Linked DNA regions of Homo sapiens: region 2 is linked to region 1. Evidence: chromatin loops called from intact Hi-C (ENCODE). Cell type or tissue: heart right ventricle. All regions are shown on one strand. Links, peaks and the distances in the headings refer to the core of each region. The heading gives the core; the rest is flanking DNA.

Region 1 (11,255 bases), core at 1,515-9,514:
AGGCACAGAGCAGGCCAGACTGTGCCAAAAAAATCATTCAAGAAGGCTCAGAAAACTCCTAACTGCCACATGCAGGAAAGCCCAGTGCTATGTTCCTCTTGGCTTACAGAGAGAAGAAAGAGGCCAGGCCATAGCACATGTTGACAAATCAGAAGACATCCAAAGGAGCTCAGAGAAATCTAGAAGTATGTTCTATGATCAACAAGGGGATGAACTGAAGAGATTTAGCCTGAAAAAGAAAACAATGGGGGAAGAGTAAGGTGGGGGCTGAATAGCTCTCTTTGGAATGACAGTATGTTGAAAGTCAATATAATTGTTTAGCTCTAGAGAGGAGAACTATGGCCAAGAGGAGGCATATTTAATTTCATGCAAGGAAGCAGCCTCTAACAATTAACGTCAGCCCACAGTGGGTTGTTGAAGCCTATCACTGTTAAGAGATTCGTTAGTTTCCTGTCAATGCACGAACTGAAACAGAAGCTACAGGATTATCTGTTTGAGCTGTTGTGTGAGGGATTCCTGCAGTGGGAGGAAGGTGGGGCTAGGTGATTCAAGGTATTTTCCATGATTCATTTGTTTAGATGAGGCACCCATGCCATCCTCACCTCACCTCACCCACACCTACTGAGACTCTGAAATCAAGCTTTAATTCAAGGGTTTGACTACCAACTCAATTCCCCACATAGACTTTATGGATCTTAAAACTCCTAAGTTTATTAATGGAAAATTCTGATATCTTCCCCAGGGATGTGTAGATCCAAATGGGAGCCAGCCCCTTTCTTCCTTAAAGGGACACACTTACCAAGGGATGGTAAAAACCTTCACTTACAAAGTCCTCTTCAAACTCTGTCTCTGAGTTTCTCAGTTTTTCTCTCCTTTCTCCACACCCACACCCAGAGTAATTCCCAGCGTGTGCTTTGGAAAGGTTAATCTTGGGTCTCCATACTCTATAGCTCCATCATTGTAGGACAATCAAGTGTCCTTTCAGTTCAGCCCTGGAAAACAACTCACAGTAGTGTCCCTGCTTATTGAATTAGTCAACCTGTCCAAGATCTGAGCTCTTTTACGGAAGTAATCCACAGCCCTTTAATCAGTAACACCAGGAATTATGCTGAGGAATACTCATACCCTTCTATCACCAACCAGGCATCACGCTTCTCATCTTCTCTCAACCTCCATTGTGCTATGCTCTGAGTAGGACACACAACCAGTGCCCACTCCGACCACCACCCAACTGAGTATTGTACCAATGAACCCTTCACCTTCTCCTCAGGAGTCTTAGTCAGTTTTGTGCTGGTTTAACAAAATACCTGGAATTAGGTAACTTATAAAGAACAAACTTATTTCTCATGGTTCTAGAGCCTGGGAAGTCCCAGTTCAAAGGGCCAGCTGGTGAGGGCCCTATCTCTCTTCTAAGATGGTGCCTTGTTGCTGTGTCCTCCTGAGGGGAAGAATGCTGCATCCTCCCATGTGGAAGGCAGAAGGGCAAGAAAGCCAAACACTGCTGCATGAGGCCTCTTTTATAAGGGCTTTAATCCCATTTATGTGGGAGGAGCCCTGCTGGCCTAATCACTTCTTCAAGACCTCATCTCTTAATTCTGTCACATTGGCCATTAAGTTTCAATACCTGAATTTTGGAGGAGACACATTCAAATTACAACTTCAGGTATGTAAGGAAATTGGCAATAACCTAAAATTTTAAAATTTCTCCTTATATACCCACTCTACCTACACTGGATAGAGGAGTACATGCAAATTAGGTGCCAGGCACTGTCCAGAAAGTCCCAAAGTTTACTTTCAAACCAAACCCTGAAATTGACTCTGGGTCACCAACATCATCAAAGCTTGGGGTGAGCACCAAACCTGGCAGGTGCACAATCAGGAATCACAGTGATGACAGTTCCCACACTGAGTGACTCTGAGCACAGACCTGGCAGGTGCAGAAGTGACTCTTCCAACCCCATTTCTTCATCCATCAGTGAGGAGGTTGGTCTTGATGATTTCTGGGACTTTACCATGCCTAAAATGGCACAATTCTGTGATTGAAAGAGGCATTTTCTCCTCAGCCCCTTCTGTTTCAGGTGAAGAAATCTAAGTCCCGGCTGGTTAACTGACTTGGCCAAGCTCATACTGGTCTTTAGAGCCTGGTCTTCTGTCTCCCAGTCCTATCTCCATCGAACCATTCCTCTCCTGAACCCTGGAAGCTGGATGGCCCTGGATTTTAGGAAAATGAACTGAAGAGGACACACAGCACACAGTAAAAGAAGCCCTGAGTCTGCTCCATGGATCCCTTTGGCATAAGGCAGGGCCCTTAGTACAAAGCCCATAAGTAGATGCCAATTCTTCTCCCTCTTTTCTTCTCCCACCATAGACCCCATTCAGAGCTCAAAGCAAAGCCCAGGGCAGAGGGAGCTCCCTAGGGGGTCTCTGCTTGGGACTGTTCAGATCTGGGGACAGAAACAGCAGAAAGCCACTTACTTCTGAATTCAATGTTGCTATGATCCCCAGCTAGCTCTGCGTGTTTGGAAGGAACACTGTGAGCTGACTTGGAGCCCAACTGGGGGTGCGGTAAGCACTTTGTAAGTATTCCCTAAGCAACACTCAGATAACCCTTTGGGAATAATTATTATCTCTCATTGATGGCAAAACTCATTCAGCCACAGGAGTGTTGAGTGCCTTGTTATGCTAACAAGGTGAAGTCAGTAGAAGAGAAAGCAGTCAGATCTTGAGTTCCACACCAAGAACTGCATGTTCAGTAGGTTCATTTAATATGGTTTCCTAAATGAAAGTCACTGATGGCTACTTGGCAATGGTCATATGAGAAAGTTCTGGCAAAGGCTGTTAACTTTTCTTTTTTTTGAGACAGGGTCTCATTCTGTCACCCAGGCTGGAGTGCAGTGGCATGATCACGGTTCACTGCAGTCTCGACCTCCCAGGCTCAGCCTCCTGAGTAGCTGGGACTAAAGGCGCATGCCACCACCCCCAACTAATTTTTTTGTATTTTTTGTTAAAATGGGGTTTCACCATGTTGCCCGGGCTGGTAAATTAAAGAAAAAAAAAGGGAGACATTGGATAGTTAGAATTAACCATCCAATAGAGGAGTTATATTATAAGAGATTTAATCTGGAAGAAGATCCTTTCTTTTGCAGGGTTGTTTGTGCCATTTTCTTTGATGATCTAATGCATCTTCAGTTTTTCCATGACCCAAGCCGAGACTGAAAATAATACAATCATGTGCAACCAACATTTTTTAGATACAAATAACTTGGAACACAGTCTGCCTATTGCTGTAAATGACTTACAAATTGTTCTATGTGAGGAACACCATGTGAGACTTCCAAATATCTGCCTAGGTGTCAACAAGTACCAAGGCAGGCTGATAGAAGTGACTGAATAGGTTCACATTCCAGGAACTCAGCACTCTGAAATGTCTGCATGGTTCAGAAAGCCAGGAACTTTGTGTGTGTATAATATAAGCACATTGATAAAAATCACACCACAGTGGTCACCCCTGCAACACTTCCAAATCCCATTGCCAGGGGTAACCGAAGAAAATGTTGAGATCTGATTAGCTAAGACACCCTTAGCTTATGTCAGTTATGTAGTAAGCTACATGGAAATGCAGCTATTCCAATACTATCACAAGTTTTCTTCTAAGCTTGGTCTATTTTGGAAATAGAAGTGAGATAATGCACAAAAAAGAACCAAGGAATATCGGAGTAGGAAGGGACCTCAGAGCTAATCAACCCAGCCTCCCACTTCACTGCACAGAGAAGTAAACTGAGTTGCTATCTTAGGTCACACATTCCCTGAAAGCAGAGCCTGAGACAGGGATTCAGGTGCCCATGATTTACTGAGGGCGTGCTCTTCAGGAAACACATCTGAGGGAGTAAGAGAAGTAGTATAAGGAAGAAGCAAGTGCTGGTTAAGGATGTGACCTCAGCAAAGTTCAGTCTTGGCCTGAAGGGCTCTGGCTATAGGCTTTCCCCCAAAAAGTGGGGAGCTGATATCAGAAGTGGATGGTTCCCAGAGAAAGGAACAGCTGTGAGCTGTTAGATCTCAGTGCCCACAGCAGCTGGGAGATGGGTCCCTGGGCCCGTGATGGGGATCGGGGCAGGGTCACAGTGTCCACTATGGCCCCAGAGAAATGACTCATGCAATGTGCCACAGACAACTCCAACCCAAGTTTTCTGGGTCTCATTCACTCCTCCTTCTACTACACAAAGCTGCCTCTTCAGAGTTTTTTGTTTTGTTTTGTTTTTTGAGTTTGTGTGTTTTCTCTTTTTCTTCAGAATTTCAGAACCCGATTTCATTAATTTTATTTCCCCAAGGATTGGATGACTTGGTGAACTCTGATAATCTGGAAAGATCTGAGGCCATTTTTTAATCCACCTGGAATAGCTCGATCCTTTTAATTATTTTTCAATTTGAACCTTATTTACTTTATAGTAAATGGTAAATGCTAGACATGTCCTGGTGCCTGCTTCACCCCAAGACCTTCCTAGAAACCGTGTCACATCCACAGTACTTTCTGTAAATGGACAACCTGTAGCCAGACTGATTAGAGTAGAAGGAGGCACCCGTCCCATGAACAAGCAATTCGTAGGAGAATTCTCTCTGTTTTTTCCTTTGTTTGCATGTTTTGAACCTCATGCAAAATAAATAAATAAAAGGTGTAAGCTGTGCAAATAAAATTTCTCAAAAATATCAGAGAGTCAGGCAATAATTAAGGGAAGCTGAAAGGTAAACCTATAACCGATAGGGAGATAGAGAGAGAGCGGGGGAAGGAAACAGAGAGACAGAGGGAAGACAAAGTGGCTAAATGGGCCACATAGAAGCTGATGTTCTAAGGGAGCATGCACTGAGTAATGAAGACTCTTGGAAGAGAAAAAACACTGGGTAGAGGATGAGGAGTCTAAGTCACCAGAGAATGGAACAGAAACAGAGAGGGGGGTCTCTGAGTCTATTGATGGCAGAGCTCAAAACTGAAGATCCATGAACTGTTCCTAAAGAAGTGGTGTTTTATAAGCCAGACAAAGGGTTTGGAAACCTGGGGAAGGTATTTGTCTACCAGAGTAGGACAGATATTAAGGTGGGAACACAGCTGCAGGCAAGAGGAGGAGACTTGGCTGGTCAGAAGATCATGTCCAGAGAAGCTAGGGGCTGATGAAAGGCAAAGAACTCGGGAATTGCAGCCAATGGTAATGAGTTGGGAGACCAGCCAGGTGGCAGAGCTCTCCCCAGGGGGATGGGAACAGACTGTGTGGTGATGTGGCACAGGCTTAGGGAAGTCAAAGGCAGGAACCATGACATGGGCACAATGCCAGTCCCAGGGAGACTTGGCAGGTGCACAGTCCAGGCCAGGTAAGAGGGGGGACCAATGAGAGGGGGGATAGAGGAAGGAAGAAGGGACCTGGTGGAAGCACCAAGTCCCAGGAGGTGGAGCAGCAGGATAGTTTCTTGAGGGTCTTTTCTTGGTTAAGGTTTCTTTTGTCCTTTCTCTAGCTTGGCAGGCACTGGAAGACTGGATGGAGTCTGAATCTCCAGGGGTTAAAGGCAGCTCCTCTTGTTATCTAAGTCTATGTTTGCTGAATATGCAAACATTCTGTGAGTATGGATCTTAAAAAGCTATCAAAAAGAGCAAAGCTCCTATAGGGAAAATGTGCTATTAATCTTAAAAGTTCTTTTCATTTTTTTATGGCTGTTCTCCAATAAAACATGACATTGTGGTTTTGTTTATTTTAGAATACTATAGTTTTGATAAAGCCCCAAATCCTTACATCAAATATATTCTTCAATGTCAAAAGGGCATGCAAAGATATGGTTCCTAATGAAAGATTTATCTTTTATCTGACAGTGATGATTTAGCTAGTGCTGATCTCTTCATCCTCTTTTCCGTTAAAAAAAAAATAAGTTGAACAAAATTACCTTTCTTGGAATAACAGCGCCTCTAAAAACCTGCCTGCTTTGTCATTACCTCTGTAATCTCCCTTGGAGATCATGGGCTATTCATTTTCTCCCTAACTCCAATTTGCCTTTTGATATTTTTCTTTGGTTTGTTCAAACAGTCTCCCAATTGCCCAGCTCATCAGAGCGAGGCCTTGGTGCGAGCGGGAGCGTGTCGCCCAGCGCTCCGCCAGCTTTGGGCCCCTCCGTGCACTGTGGAGGAGCTTTGAAAATGGTCTAAGCTCTTCTCGTTAAAGCTTTCTCTAGCTCTTATCCCCGTGACGTCTTTTATCTACATATCATGTCAGAGGCTGCAGCTTCACGGTCCTAAAAAAAAAAAAAAAAAAGGTAGCTGCCAGGCCTTAAAAAAAGGAAAGAGAAAAAGAATGGCTGGAAAGATGAGAGAATTACATGCGAATGCTCAGGGGACCATGTACAGCTGGGAAGAGGGTTCCCTGCACGAGGAGGCCTGAAATTCAGCCTGTGTAGGGCTGCATGTGCCTGGACAGGTACCTCCTCCCACTTACACCAAGGGGCCATCTGGTTGGCAGCTACTCTGGGTTCTTTTCCAGATGTCGAGTTGGGCCAGTGACGGATAGATATAGTGTTGCTGCTTTTTCTGGTGTTTTGAGCTGTTGCTGTTGTCTTTGGTTATTTTCCCTTTCATTCCATCGGTGTGATTTCGTCCCTAATGGCCCCTGTGGAAAGTTCAGCAGCCCGTGGCATCACAGTGGTTCAGAGGATGCATTGCACAAATGAGAAATCTTACATACATCTCCTGCTTCTCCTCTTACACAGCCCTTTGGAAAGAAATTTCTCTCCATGTTTAATCAGTGGTGCACTCACTTCGTCCTTGCTAGATTTTGAATGCACAACCACATCCCACCTCATTAGTGACAAGAAAGCTGAGCCGTCAAGCATGGCTTACACTCCAGGAGCGGGGTCTGTATTAGAGCAAGGTCCAGGATCCACGCACAAGCTGAGTTGGCTTTTTCTTTTCTTTTAAGCTTTATCGATCTCAGGAAGAACTGAAGGTCTGTTGAAAAAGTGTGGGAATCAGCTCAACATACTAATTTATGTATTATTTATGCACTTAAAGAAGCCTAGACTCCCGGCAAGAAAGAAAAATGTGTGCAATAGAACTGCCATTGTATTCAATCCCAACATCCGGAGCACTTCACACACGCACTGTGAAGTCTCATGGGGGAGAATGGGATATGGGAAGCAAAGCAGAATTTGAAATTGGCCTGTGCTTGAGCACCACCTCCATCATGAGACCGGGGCAAATGACTGCACCTCTCTAGGCTTCAATTTTCTCATCTCTAAAATGCAGACAAATGCCTATTTGCAGGGTTATTATAAGAATTAAATGAGAAAAGTAGTGCATGAATTTCTAAGTCATTACAAATGCCTGTTGTAGGTATCCTGTGTGAGGAGGGGCACAGGTCCTGCTCCTGGGTTTCTTGTCATGGAATGGCCGCCTTTCCTGACCAAAGGCCCCAGTGAGAACAGACAACCCTAGAGCACTAAAGAATTCTCCTATCTTTACCAATAGGACACAGAACAAAGACTTGCTCCATTAATTCAGGCCACAGCTAGCATGCATCCATCACTCAATCTCTCTCTCTCTCTATACACATACATACATATATATACATATATATACATACATATATATGTATATATATGTATGTATGTGTATATATATATATATAAAATAAAATAAAACCACCTCAGTCACCCACCTACCATAAAGCAATAAGTCCAGTATTTTCCTAATAACCTCAGCCCCATATTAATGGCCAGCCTGCCTCTCATATTCGGCAAGGAGAGCACTGGTCTCTGAACAATCCACTCCTGCCTGGTTCCTTGCTGCCACCAACATGGCTGCTGAACTCTGACTGCCCACAGCCTGAGATGTTCCCTCCACACTGTGCTGGCCTTATACCTTTGGTCTTCTGAGGGAGGATGGTCAACTTTAATGTCCAGCTCAGCGAAGGCTGTGCACCCCTCTCCCCAGCAAGGGTTCTAGGACAGCAGTTCTTAGGTGATACTCCCTCCCTCCCTCCTCCAGGTGTCAGGATTCCAGGGATTGTCTGTCAGAATTGTTTTACATAGCAAGAACTCTCTGACTATTTCAATTCCCCGTAATCCACATCCCTGTGCCTCCAACCCCTAGAAAGCAAGCAGATCTTTCTTTTCAGCCTTTGAAATCCACTGGTTCTCCTCCTGTTCAATATCCCTGCTTCTAGCTAATTGAAACTATATATATGTTATTGTTAACTACAGTCATCCTACAGTGGTATAGAACACTAGAACTCACTCCTCCCATCTAGCCATAATTTTGTGTCCTTTAACAAATCTCTCCCTAGCCCCCTCTTCCCCCAACTCTTCCCGGCCTCTAGTATCCTCTATTCTACTTTTCATTTCTATAAGATCAACTTTTTCTAGCTTTCACATATAAGTGAGAATATATAGTGTTTAACTTTCTGTTCCTAGCTTATTTCACTTAACATAGTGTCCTCCAGTTCCCTCCATGGTGCCACAAATGACAGGATTTCATTCTTTTTATGGCTGATTAATAGTCCATTGTGTGTGTGTGTATATATATATATATATATATATATCACATTTTCTTTATCTGCTCATCTGTTGTTGGACACCTAGGTTGATTGCAGGTCTTGGCTATTGTGAATAGTGCTGCAATAAACACAGGGGTTCAGATGGCCCTTCAATATAATGATGTCTTTTCCTTTGAATAAATTCCTACAGCTCCCCTTTGTTCCCTTCCCCCCTCATCCTCCCCTCCCCACTCCATCCCGACGCGTACCTCATCTTCTCTCCTTCCCACCCACATCCAAAAAGGACAAAGCTTCCTCTTCAGTTTCACCACAGTGACTTAATCTCTTGTGCAAAAGACAAGGTAAATCCTCGGTAAGACCTTTTACTACAGTTGCAATATTTATCCAAATTGTCTTATGTGGGACAAACTCTGTGCTCGATAGTTCACATCCTTACCTCACTTAATTCTCACAACGACTTTGTGTAAATATTACAAAGAGAAACTGAGATTCTAAGGGGTTAAACGGCTGTTCCAAGGTCACACAGCTTGTCGACTCCACCACTTGTTAGAGCCCCTATCCCCTGGCATTCAGCTCCACACTCCTGTCCTGTATATTTCACAACACTTACTATGCCAGGACTTCTTAGCAGTTCGTAGCACTTCTCACAAAATAATCATTTCATCCTCACATACCCTGTGAGGTAAGTACTATTATTATCCCATTTCACAGATGCAGAGACTGAGACATAGGGAATTTAGATAACTTTTCCAAAGGCCTACAGCTGATGAGTAGACAGGGATGCAAACCCAGGTAGTCTGAGACCCTTCAGGTTGTATGGCTTCTACCTAGCCTAGCTCCTCCCAGAAGGGAATTCCCTCTCTCCCAGAATCCTACTCCCAGTAGAGGACTGGCAGTGTTGATGGGATAGGGTATGAGCCAGTGGGACAGGGACTATTGCATCCATGTGGCCTGGGAATGGGGTTTCCTACAGTCTCCTGTTCTGAGGAGATGGAGGCTGTGGAGCCAGGACCAGGGAGAGAAATGAGCCAGGATCTCCTGCTTGTGTGTGATGTTCCTGAGGCCCTGCCACAAATAGACTGTCAGAGTGCCCAAATCACACCTGAAACATTCCTTCTTTTGAATCCTATAGACTTCTAGACTGAGAGCCGCCTACTAAAATGAAAACACCTCTGGGAGCTGAATCTCCCTAAATACCACTTCAGCAGAGGTGACAAATGGTCAGAGCCACACAGCCTTTCTTTCACTTTTCTCCTCTCAGTTGCCACAGTGTGCTTAGCCCAGAAATGGCTCTCCCTGGCCATCAGGAGCAGAGCTGGGGGCCCTGGCCTAATGCTTAGGAAAGAGGGCGGCAGAGGAAGCTGACATCAGAGCCAAGGCTGAATTGCCACAGTCAGGTACAGTGAGACAGGGACAAACAAGTTCCCAAGGGGAGGAGAAATGTGGGCTGCCACCACAGGAGTCCCCTCCCAGGCTGCACAGAGCATTCCCTCATGGCACACATGTGTGCCACCTGCAGTGGCACCCTGAAACCTGTCCATCCTCCCGGCTCCACTTCCACACAACATGACAAACACTGCTTACTGGGAACCCCTGTGACTGTCTGACCGAGGAGGGCTCTTTTTCTGATTTTGGGAACATACTCAGCTGACACATAGGGCAAGGTGGAAGAGTCAAGGAGTTAATGACCCCAAAGGTAGCCTGAACCAGTGATGAAAGCTGCTGAATCAATATCCAGCTGCAATGACCCCGGGGGAAGTCCTATGTTGTCTCCCAACATTCTCCCACATGCCCCAGCTCCAGGTGCCTGGCTTTCACGTACCCTTTACTGGTGTCTTTTCTCGTCTCACTTCCCCACCCATCTACCAGTGGCTTCTGGAGTGAACTCTCAGTTGAGTTACATGTGCTCAAATCCTTGATTGGGGATCTGCCTTGGGGGGCATTACTCTGGGTATTTAATTTTATTCAATTTTCCCTCCATATTTTGTTTGTCTTCTTGGCTAGTTTGAAGCTGTTTTGCCACAATTCATTCTAGGATGTCATCCCCTGTTTTGCATTTTGTATGGATGCATAGACAGTCCTGTGACCCACAGGAGAACATACAGAAGTGGACTGTGAAGATAAAGGAGCAAAAAACAATGACAAGTATTGTCTTTAGTGAAGAGACACATTGACTATCATCCTTAAAATAAACTTAGCTCAATCATTTCTATCAAGCTCTATATTAGCTCATGTCAATGATTTAATAAACAATCATTGAGCACCAATATGTATAGAATATGCTGCTAGACACTGTGAGTGATACAAAGTGTAAGACACAGCTCCTCCCTCTGGAAGGTAATACATGAATTGAGGAAACAAAACCTGTGCACCTAACAACAACTCATCAAGCAAGATTGCATGCACTAAATACCAAATGGATGCCATGTGACTTTACATTTCAAGGGACAGTAGAATAAGTTTAATTTCTGGATATGCCATCAAAGAATTCAAAAAGAATTTCATTCCCTTTGCTAACTGCAAAGCAAATAGCTTTCCATCAGAGGAGCCCCTGGTCAGTTCTGCACTGCAGGGGAAGCAGCAGCATCAGAGATTTATTCACAGATGAAATTTATGATTGTCTGTAATTGATGCCTCTCAGAAGCATTAGAAAATACCTTGCTAATCTAACAAGGTATCTGACCTCAGAATCTCTACCAATAGCATTACTTCTTTGCATGAAATATTTGT
Region 2 (11,255 bases), core at 1,734-9,733, 170 kb before region 1:
TTGGTGTATTTAAAATCCCTTAGCTAGACATAAAGGTTCTCCAAGTCCCCACCAGAGTAGCTAGATACAGAGTGTGGATTGGTGTATTTACAATTCCTTAGCTAGAGGTAAAGGTTCTCCAAGTCCCCACCAGACTCAGAAGCCTAGCTGGCTTCATGCGGTGGATCCTGCACCAGGGCCTCGCAGGTGGAGCTACCTGCCAGTCCCGCGCCGCCGTGCGCCCACACTCCTCAGCCCTTCCTTGGGTGGTCGATGGGACTGGGCGCAGTGGAGCAGGGGGTGGCGCTCGTCGGGGAGGCTCGGGCAGTGCAGGAGCCCACAGCCAGGGGGAGGCTCAGGCATGGCAGGCTGCAGGTCTGGAGCCCTGCCCCGCAGGGAGGCAGCTAAGGTCCGGCGAGAAGTCGAGCACAGCAGCTGCTGGCCCAGGTGCTAACCCCCTCACTGTCTGGGGCGGCTGGCCGCTCCAAGTGCAGGGCCACTGAGCCCACACCCACCCGGAACTCGCGCTGTCCCGCAAGCGCTGAGCACAGCCCCGGTTCCCGTCCACGCCTCTCCCTCCACACCTCCCTGCAAGCTGAGGGAGCCGGCTCCAGCCTTGGCCGGCCCAGAAAGGGGCTCCCACAGTGCAGCGGTGGGCTGAAGAGCTCCTCAAGCGCGGCCAGAGTGGGCACCAAGGCTGAGGAGGTGCCGAAAGCGAGGGCTGCGAGGGCTGCCAGCACGCTGTCACCTCTCAATATGTCCAAAACCCAGGGACACACTAAAATACTACAGGAAGAAAAATCAAATCTTCACTGAAGATGAGCTCACAAACAAAAATAACATGCCACTAAAGGACGTGACGCACCATAATAAGAGCCAGCAAATACAAACAGAAGGTTAACTACCATAAAAACTCAAGGTGATGAATCAATTTAAAAACATTCAAAATGGGCAATGGAGGTGGAGAATAGATGCCATAATGAGCAAAGAACAAAAAGATTTTAAAATTTAATTAAAAAGTTTCCAGCAATGAAAAATATCACTGAATAAATAATTCTATTGATGGACTAAATATTAGATTACACATAATTTTAAAGGAATGTACTAACTAAAACATGCTCCAGAGAAAATTACCCAGAATGCAGCACAGAGAGATAAAATTGTAAAAAAACGAAAATTAGAGATTAAACACACAAAGTAGAAAATGAAGCCCACTTATGTCTAATAGAAGTTTCAGAATGAGGGTCTAGAGCAGAGGTTGTCAAACTTTTTCTGTAAAGAAATAAGCAGTAAATATTTTAGACTCCATGGGCCATAAAATCTGTCACAAATACTCAAGTCTGCAGTTGTAGTACAAAAGCAGCCATAAAAATTATATGAATAAATGTGTGTGGCTAGGTTCCAGGAAAATTTTATTTGCAAAAACAAGCAGTGGACAGGTTTGGCCAATGGGTCATAGTTTGCTGACCACTGGTCCAGAGAAAATGAGTGACAAGCAATATTTGAGAAAATGGTATGGAATTTTCCTGAATTTTTACATGCTTGATCGTTAGGTTGATACCAAGCCCCAAGCAAGGTAAATATAAAGAAATCCACACGGAGTCATATTGTAGCAAAACTTCAGCATGCAAGGATCAAGAGAAAAACTTTTTATAAACAACCAGAGAAGACAGAGTGTCTATAGAGGGATGGCTAAGAGTAAATTTCTCATCAGCAACAAATAGAATTTAAAAAAAAAAACAATAGAATCAAATCTTCACAGAAAATAGAAGGCAACTTACAATTTTATGCCCTGCAAAGTTATTATTCAAGAGTAAGGCCAAAATAAAGACATTTCGAGACAAATACTGAAAGATTTTACAACCCACATAGCCTCAACTGAAAGAACTAGTATAAAGCATAATTCAGAAAACAAGGAAATTGAACCCAGAAGGAAGAAGTTGGGTGCAATGTTGAGTAACGAGGCCTCTTTTCTGTGGGTAAATTCAATATGCTTTAATAATAATTTCTAATGTTGAAGGTTTTGAAAATAGGATGGAACTAAAATACTAAGCAACAATAATTTAGATTTTGTTAGCTGTGCATGTTAAAATTTTTAAAGAAAAAACTCATACAAATAGAAATGAAATATGTAGCTTCCAAACTAGTAAAAAAAAAAAAGTTGATTTTTTAAAAAGTTTAAACCCAATAGAAGTCAGAAAAGGAAACAAAAGGGAAATACAAACAATGATACATGGAAAACACAACATAAAAGGCAGAATAAATTCAAATACCTCAGAAATTGCATCAAATGTAGATGAATTCAACTACTTTAAAAGACAGGGGGCTCCCGTGTTTAGTTTAGTTTTGTTTTTTAAACTAAACTAACTCAAATTATAAGCTATTTAGAAGAGTCACGTCTGAAACTTAGCAACACAGAATGTTTAACATGAGATAGCAGTGATATAATAAAGGAATAATAAAAGATTTGTGACAATATTGCCAGAAAAAATAAACATTAAGGCAATAACTAGGCATAAAATAGACCATCATGCTCTGATAATTGGAAGAAATTAACCAAAAATTTTTTTAAAAAAAATTTTGGATTTGTATGCATCTAACCAAATAGTCTCAATATATCTAAAGCACATTTAGACAGAATTATCAGAAAATGGGAAGAGCTAATCATTTCAGAAAGACTTTACCAGTTGGTAGCATCTTTGTGAGACCACTGTTTGTCAAGAGTTTAATTTTTTTTCATTCAAAAAGGGTTCTAGAAATCTGATTAATGACACACAATAAAGGATAAAATGCATTAATGTGTGTACAGGTGTATTTGCTTTTCATGCAATCTCTACCTGTATTGCCACATTTGTTTTCTTAGTATCACCCAAAGACTGGGCTGTATGAGCCCTTCACTTTATTGGCTCATATTTACATGCACAGGGAATTAGCCAATCAAATGAAGAAACTAGCAAACGAAGTGAGGAATTGATTTACTGAGAAATTTCCATGAGGAGTCAAGAGGGGATAGGAAATATCCCAGGTAACCAAGTGGTAGGTAGAGGGACAGTTTCTCCCCCAAAACATGGGGAAGGATGTATGTGGACACAGAGAAGTGTGTTTATGGAATACGGTGGGCCAGTTAATTGAATGTCAACTTGCATTTAATTGTGAGTTATCCCGAGAATTGAAACCCTAAGGAGGCAAATGCTTGTCTGTCTTGTGCACCATTGTATCCTCAATACCTAAAACAAGGCCAAGTCCATTGGCTCTGTTTATTATTACATATAATAATTAATGTATAATTAATTACTACATATATTAATGAGCTGTTGAATACTAGGATGTGGTGGAGGGTGGGAGACAGTGAAATAGAGAGCTGGGGAAGCCAGCAAGTTAGCAGTTGAGGGTGATGGGCTGAACACTGAGTGCGTCTCTCAAACCAAACCCTGGGGGCAGAGTTGGCATAGGAGTAACTGTGTACGATACGACTCACAATCGTTGAAACAAGGAGTGCTAGAGGTACTTTCAAGGACCCTGTCAGACATATCATCTTAGAACCAGAGAAGAAGCAGCAGCACTTTCCCTGAGGGTAGAACTACCATAACCACCAGCTAATGCAAGTGTTTCATAAAACCAATGAGACACGAGGCAGCAGCTCAGTGGAGCCTGACGATGGGACAGGTATAAAACCAGCCATTGGAGTCTGGGATTTCAGGCCTAGACAGTATCTATTTTCCATGTACAAGTCTGGAATAATACTCAACAACCCTCCCTTTAAGTTACTTTGTTTTCTTAAGATGGAGGTCTTGCTATGTTGCCCAGGCTGGCCTCAAACTCCTACAGGTTCAAGTGATCCTCCCACCTCAGCCTCCAGAGTAGCTGGGATTATAGACCTGAGCCACTGCTCCCGGCCCTTCCTTTTTAAGTATTATGTATTGAACAATTAAAACTTGTCCTTATACCTCCCATTTCTAAGATTATAGAGTATCTGCCGACTATAGTAGTTAAACTTAAGTTGACATCTTCCTTTTAAGGAAGTCACCAAAAATCCCTTCAGAACATTTCAAAACACCCTAGACCTAGCAGTACTGCACTAGCAAATCATTTCCTAGGCAGGGTAATACATTGATTGGCCCCTTTGGGTCACATGCTCTCCCCAGATCATTCCTTAAATCCAGGGGTTTTGAGTAATCTGTTTGGTCAGTCTGTGTTCTGCCACTCCCTGCCCGCCCACCCTTTATCATGAGAAAGGCAGGGCTGCATGAATACCACCCATTCCCAAAGGCAAAAGATGCTGAGCGGATCCAAAAAAGTATGAAATATTCATCTCCTTCTTTCCAGAGGCATCTCAGCTCAAGGGAGCTACAGGCTGACTCTCACCATTTACCAGCTTAAAGGAATATCAAACCTGTCTGGGTCTCATTTTTTCTTATTTGTATGGAACTTGGCAGAGTTATTGTGAGGTTGAAGATCACCTGTGTAAAGCACAGTTCAGCAACTTCCCTGCCTGCCTTGTGTCTGTCCCCATTCCTGGTTGATCGCCATGACCCTGAGTGGATCCCCCTCCATGTCGGGTCCTCAGCTCATGGTGAAGAAGACAGCACTGCCCTTTTCCCTAACCCCAACTCTTGCAGCTGTCCCCTGGCTGCCTGGAGTCTCCCCTAATGTGCCCTCACAACTTTTCTCGTCCTCTTTAAACTGTGCAGAGGTCTGCCCCATTCTTGGTCCCTGACTCACTGGTCTAAGCTGTGCTAATGCTTCCTCCCGCCCTAGGTGACGTGAGACCCATTCTGTTCCAGGAAGCAGACAGATGCTGAGACAGGGTTAGGTGTACAAAAGGTTTACTAGGGAATAACACTATGAAAGGAAAGAAGAGGAAACAAGATCGGGCAGGAAGAACCCCAGATGGTGATACAGACATGACAGTCTCTGCCTTTCCAATGGGAGCTACTGCCCAGTAGAGGGCTCCAAAGTTGGGCCAAAATGGTCAGGGCCTAGCACCACTGTCTTCCAAAGTCATTGGCTGAAAGCCATGATGAAAAAAGCATGCTCTCAGTGCCCTCAGCTGTCATCCCCTTGGTCAGACACTGGCTGGCAGATGTTCCAAAAAGAGTGTGATCTTGGCCAGTAAGCTGAGGCTGACCCTGAATTAACAGCTGGAAGCTGTGGCTAAGCACACGTCTTGCAGTTGGGCAGCGTGTCCTTCCTTGAAGATCCCTCTTCAAGGAAGAGGGATCGTGTGTTGTCTTGCCATGTCTGTCACACACCTTCTAAAACCCTGTGTAATAAAAAAGTTCTAGAGGACTAATGTCTTACCCCAAAAGGGCATCCTATGACGGTAGGTAGATGGCAGGGGAAACTTTCAGTTCTCAACCATATCACACAGATGCTGCATACTCAGCCCTAAGAACCAGCTCTATGCAAACATTCCAGTTCCTTCTAGAAGCCCTCAAACCATGGATTCTTCCAACATCATCAAGTGTATCCTTCCACCCTTTCTGTGACCTTCCAGGTGAGACATTGGCATTTTTCCAGACAATGTCTTTCTTTTTTTGTTTTTTGTTTTTTTGTTTGTTTGTTTTGGAGACAGGGTCTCCATCTGTCTCCCAGGCTGGAGTGCAGTGGTGCGATCTCAGCCAGCTCACTGCAGCCTCCACCTCCCGGGTTCAAGCGATTCTCCTGCCTCAGCCTCCTGAGTAGCTGGGATTACAGGCGCCTGTCACCACGCCTAGCTAATTTTTGTATTTTTAGAAGAGACAAGGTTTTGCCATGTTGGCTAGGCTAGTCTTGAACTCCTGACCTCAGGTGATCCGCCTGCCTTGGCCTCTCAAAGTGTTGGGGTTAGAGGCATCAGCCACTGTGCCCTGCTGACAATGTCTTTCTAAAATGTGAAAGACTGGAGCCAGGCTGGTAGCCTAAGAGAGGTCAGTAATGAAGAGTTCTCACAATTAACCAATATTTACTTGATACTTAACTATATAATGCAATTGTGCCCATTTTACAGGGTTAAGACACGGAAGCTCAGTAAGATAATTAATTTACCAAAGGACATTGAATTAGTAAATGGGGCTGTGAGTATTCCAGCTTTCTTGGTTTTTGCAATCTACCCAACTGACAAAGGGCTAATATCCAGAATCTACAAAGAACTTAAACAAATTTACAAGAAAAAAATCAAACAACCCATCAAAAAGTGGGCAAAGGATATGAACAGACACTTTTCAAAAGAAGACATTTATGCAGCCAACAGACACATGAAAAAATGCTCATCATCACTGGTCATCAGAGAAATGCAAATCAAAACTGCAGTGAGATACCATCTCACACCAGTTAGAATGGCGATCATTAAAAAGTCAGGAAACAACAGGTGCTGGAGAGGATGTGGAGAAATAGAAACACTTTTACACTGTTGATGAGTGTAAACTAGTTCAACCATTGTGGAAGACAGTGTGGCGATTCCTCAAGGATTTAGAACTAGAAATACCATTTGACCTAGCGATCCCATTACTGGGTATATACCCAAAGGATTATAAATCATGCTACTATAAAGACACATGCACACGTATGTTTATTGCAGCACTCTTCACAATAGCAAAGACTTGGAACCAACCCAAATGTCCATCAGTGATAGACTGGATTAAGAAAATGTGGCACATATACACCATGGAATACTATGCAGCCATAAAAAAGAATGAGTTCCTGTCCTTTGTAGGGACATGGATGAAGCTGGAAACCATCATTCTGAGCAAACTGTCGCAAGGACAGAAAACCAAACACTGCATGTTCTCACTCACAGGTGGGAATTGAACAATGAGAACATAAAGTCTGTACTCTTTCTATTGGCCACTCAGAAGAGTTCATAAAACATTTTCCAGAAAGTTCCACCCAATACGCTTTTAAAAATATTTTGTGCTTAATTAGATGAATTTCTGGCATTCATTGTGCTCAGCTATCTGGAATAACTCATTTCAAAAGGATACCAGGAAGCTGAGGTTTTAGCCTCCCACAAATTCTGTACAAAAGAGCAGCATGAAAACTAATATTTAAAGTGAGCTCTCTCTTATATGAATAACTAATACATGCTGGCTAACTTTTGCTGGTTCATTCCTCTAAACTTTGAAAGCTCTTCCTATGTCTCTTCTCCCTCTGCCAAGTGGTGTTACAGTTTCAATTGACCTTGGTCATGACATTGAAAAGTGTATGTTTGTGAACGCCCTGTTGACCTGAAGCATCTGATCCTTGATTTGTTTTTCCTACATATCCTCCCTACCTCTGTGTATGGAGTTAATAATACATATGAAGACAGCAAGGAAAACCTTACTCATTAAAACGGGCAAGCCAGAATGACTACAGGGACCAGTATCAAAAGCATCACACACACACAAACAGTCCTTAGTTACTTTTACTTGCTTATATTTAAGAGAGGCTGACAGCCTTCTCCATGTGAAAGCTCTCTTCGAGACACACTGCTTCCACCATGCCAGGGGAAAAGCAGAGAGAGACCAAAGCACTGAACTAATAAGGACGGAAACATCTGCATTAGATGTTTGAAGAAGACAAGGGCAATTGGGAATGTATTTGTTTAACCATATTACTTATTGCTTTATTATTATCCTGTTTAATGTCTGGCTGCACTCGTGTACACTGAATGCTGACACCTACCATTTGAGATGTTTAACGCCTTAGTAGAAAACAAACATGTGCGACAGTCTCAGGAACTGGGGGATGTGATCTGAAAGTCAACACCAGGCCTGCACAATGCATAGATTATTGGTAGGAGAGAATTGCACATGCTTTTATTTTTTTTTTTTTCTGCCCTAGACCCACATTGCTCTCCATCTTAAAAGGCAAACTGAAGAGTTAATGAATACACTTTCAGCCAACTTACCTAAAACTTAAAGTTACCCAGTAATTGGAGGAATCAAATATCTGCTGCATTCTAGCAAGGAGAACCTAGGATAATGCATATAGTTTGTTATTTGGCTGTTTTTTGATACAAACTGCTGCCTTGGGAAAGGCAGGTGTGGAAGCGGATGGCTCACCAGGCGGGTCAGTGTGCCTTCAGCATTGGTGCTCTCACAGCCTGAGTAAGGCAGAGCTGACCTGTGCTGCCTTCAGCAGGTTCAGTCTTTCCTGTCAGACTCTCTCTGGCTCAGTTAAGATGGTCCTGGGTTTGGCTCCAGCAAGACCTCTGTCTACAAGTGAGACTCATCTCTGCATGGAACTCAGTTCACCCTTGGAAAAGTTTTACTTACAATTTTATTTAAAAATTTTTTTCTACAGAAAACCTCACAAAATAAATGTTAAGCTTAATGAACAATTAAAGCAAACACCCTTATAACCACCATTCAGAGCAAGAAAAGAACTTTCCAGTGACTGCAAAAATCCCATCATGTGCCCTGGTCCCAAATTCTCATAGAAGTCTCTTTCTTGTGTTCCTTTATGTTTTTCCTTTTCACCAAGTGACAAAAACTATAGTTCTGTCTGGCCCAGTTTTTCACTAATGTGTTTTAAATTTCTTTTGACCTGCAGACACCTCCACAGTCCTTTTCTTTGCCTTACAGTGCAAGTGGGGCCAGTTGAGTTGCCACAGTCTGGATTTTGCTGACAGCTCCCTGATGTCCAGCGTGTTCTTCTGACCTTGGGATTTCGTACAAATGAGCAGCTGGATTCATGAGACTGCTTTACTTTACACAAGTGTGCTGACCAACATTTCTTCCTTATCTCTCCCTTGCCTAGAAGGTAGGGGTCTTTCCTCTAAGGTGCAGATTGTGCCTTTTTAGACACAGAAAAATCTCACAAAATAAATGTATAATTTAAACATGAAACATCCCTTATATGCTTCTATATTTTCTTACTGGCTTGTCCCGCTGCCTGAAATGACTCCCAACCTTCTTTACCTAGAAAATGACTACTGAGTCTTCACGGCCTGATTCAAAAGTCAAATGTCACTCACAAGCTCTGTGGTCTTCAGACATCTCCCAGGCAACACATGTCCCTGGGTCCTCACTGTGTTCTCACTCACCTCTAGGATAACATTTGCTACACCATATCATAATCGCCTGAACTCATAACCTTTCCTGCCACCCACCGCCCCCAGTCCATCCCTGCTCCTTGAGAGGGCAATCACCTTACCTGAGCAGAAGCAGGTATTTGGCACCTGGTAGTTAGCAACATACTTCCTCCCTACCTTGTAGGAAACACCTGGGCTTCCTTTCGCTCCATTGCCACCCCCGTGGTCCACAGGGGGCGCACTCTCCTATGGGCCCTCCTTCTTTCATAGTGCCTCCAGTCAGCTCTGCTTAGCAACTGTTTTGTTTCAAAATGGACAACATGCTTTCCTGACCTCAGTTCCCTCTTTTTAAGAAGCCTCTGTACTCTTGTTATTTATTTGATCTGAGGTTAGCTTGGAAGTTGCCATTCAGAGAGGAGGATCATAGAATACCAACCTGTCCCCTGCCTGCCCTGTAACATGGCACTTGAGCAGCATTTTCAGTGTAACGCTGCCTTGCTTCAGTCACACCATTAACCAATATGAAGAGTGACATTGGCTGCACAAGCCCCAAATTACACTCATCTGTAAGCGGGGATAGGTAAGCAATGAGGGATGTATCCTCTCACCCCATTCCATTAAGCTCTTTCTCACCTTTCAAATTGGGCTTTAAAATCTCTCCTTGAGAACTTTTCCTGATTAACTGGACCCAATTCCTCTACTCAATGAGCCTTCATTAATTACGTACCTAGAGATTTTACTCTATTCATATGCTCTTGCTGTGTTATTCTATGAATATGTTTTTCATCTATTTTCAGGTGCAATTTCTTGAGAGGAAGATCTGGTCTTGCAGTTCTTTTGAATCCCTCACACTGTGTCAGTTCACGTTTCTGCAGAGGGCAGACCCAGTAAATGTCACTGACTGACAAATATATGTCACTGTAAATGTATCTGTACCCTTATAATTTTCTAGTACAAGAACTGAAGAAGCTGAGAAAGAAAAGGTGCTAAAATTTCAGCCTCTCTGAAGAATATTTTATCCAAAATGTCTGTTTTATCTTTTCCTGGACAGTGCTGTTTTTTTCCCACTAATCTGCTGAAATTTGCTAACCTGCCAATCTCTTAAGCGCTTTAAATAAAGACTTGCTGAGCAAGTCTTGACTTTTGAAAGAAGTCAACAAGTGTTTCAGAACCTAGCATAAAGTTCTAAATATAATTAAGCATATTACTTCAAGTATTGCTATAGATATTTGTGTTCATTATAAATAAACACCATTGAATCAATTCTTTTTCATCAACCTACAGAGTTTTAACTAATTCTTCCTACAGTCCCCTTTGATGTAGTAATGGTCTCTCCGAGGCAATGAGCCCTGGTAATAATGTTGTGAGTCGAACTTGAATTATTTAAAATTTTATTACATTTTACTTTCCAAAGGGAGTCTCTTTTGGAGCCTAGATTTACAGATCTATGATAATTTAGGATAAATTTTAATACTTTTCTGAAGACAAAAGGCATTTGACCAAATCTGGACCAAAGAAACTTGCTATTTCTTCTGATAGAAAGTGAGCTCCCAGATGATTCTGGTCATCTATTCATTTAGTCAAAGACGTATTTAAAAACTAAGCAGCACACGTGTGTGTGTGTGTGTGTGTGTGTGTGTGTGTGTGTGTGTGAAATTTTCAAGTTGTACATTTCAGGTTAGGGCCCCTTATTGCCAAGCTGAGGGGAAGATATAATGCATTCTAGAGAAATGACAGGAAATTCCTTGGGCTCTTTGCTCGTATTTCTTCAGTCAATAAATTAAGGAAAGATTTAGGTAATTTACAGAAACGAGGTAAGGTAAGATATCAGTGTGTGTTTGTGTACATGTACCATTGTGCACATGGTGTTCAAATTGCTAATTAGTAAATGTATATATTAGACTTCATCTATTAATTTTAAAGAAAATTATAGCTTTGATTATGCTAACCAAGGTGAAATACATTTTCATTTATTCATGGCAATGTAAATGTTTAAACTGGAAGACATTACTTAGATAAATGAGTGGTTAATGTGATAAGATGAATGAAAGAATTGAGTCCACACTGCTTGTAGTGTGATCTGTCAGTAGGCTGGGTTCTCCTATCAGCCTGTAGCCCCCAGGCTCAGTCATTCATCAATGATGTGTTTTGTAAGCTTTCTTCCTTGGTTCCTTCCTCCACTCTGAAACTGCCTTTGCAAAAATTATAACTGAGAAAATTATTACAGTGAAAGAGATCTGACCTAACCGACTCCATCTTGCTTCTAACCTCCATGCTGTCC

Evidence for each region. Peaks named below come from ENCODE experiments on the same cell type or tissue, not always from the same donor. Only the 100,000 strongest peaks of a DNase experiment are listed, where the experiment ranks them.
Region 2: a loop joins it to region 1, with 2.2 times the contacts of the local background. A loop is called at or near these places in 3 of 110 quality-filtered maps.

Annotation. Positions count from the first base shown.
Region 1 is chr5:66,318,557-66,329,811 of GRCh38, reverse strand. It overlaps LOC124900988 (a long non-coding RNA gene), which reads right to left. Exons shown (of 3, transcript XR_007058792.1): 3 at 3,034-6,979. Among named protein-coding and RNA genes, the nearest start is that of LINC02065, 110 kb to the right of the region's middle. RefSeq lists an enhancer at 1-1,132. In heart right ventricle, for the core only: no CTCF peak of the experiment used is centred there; a DNase peak (open chromatin) is centred at 5,231; H3K27ac peaks cover 5,050 bases.
Region 2 is chr5:66,492,591-66,503,845 of GRCh38, reverse strand. No RefSeq gene overlaps it. Among named protein-coding and RNA genes, the nearest start is that of LINC02229, 13 kb to the left of the region's middle. In heart right ventricle, for the core only: CTCF peaks have their summits at 4,938 (motif pointing right) and 9,247; a DNase peak (open chromatin) is centred at 4,937.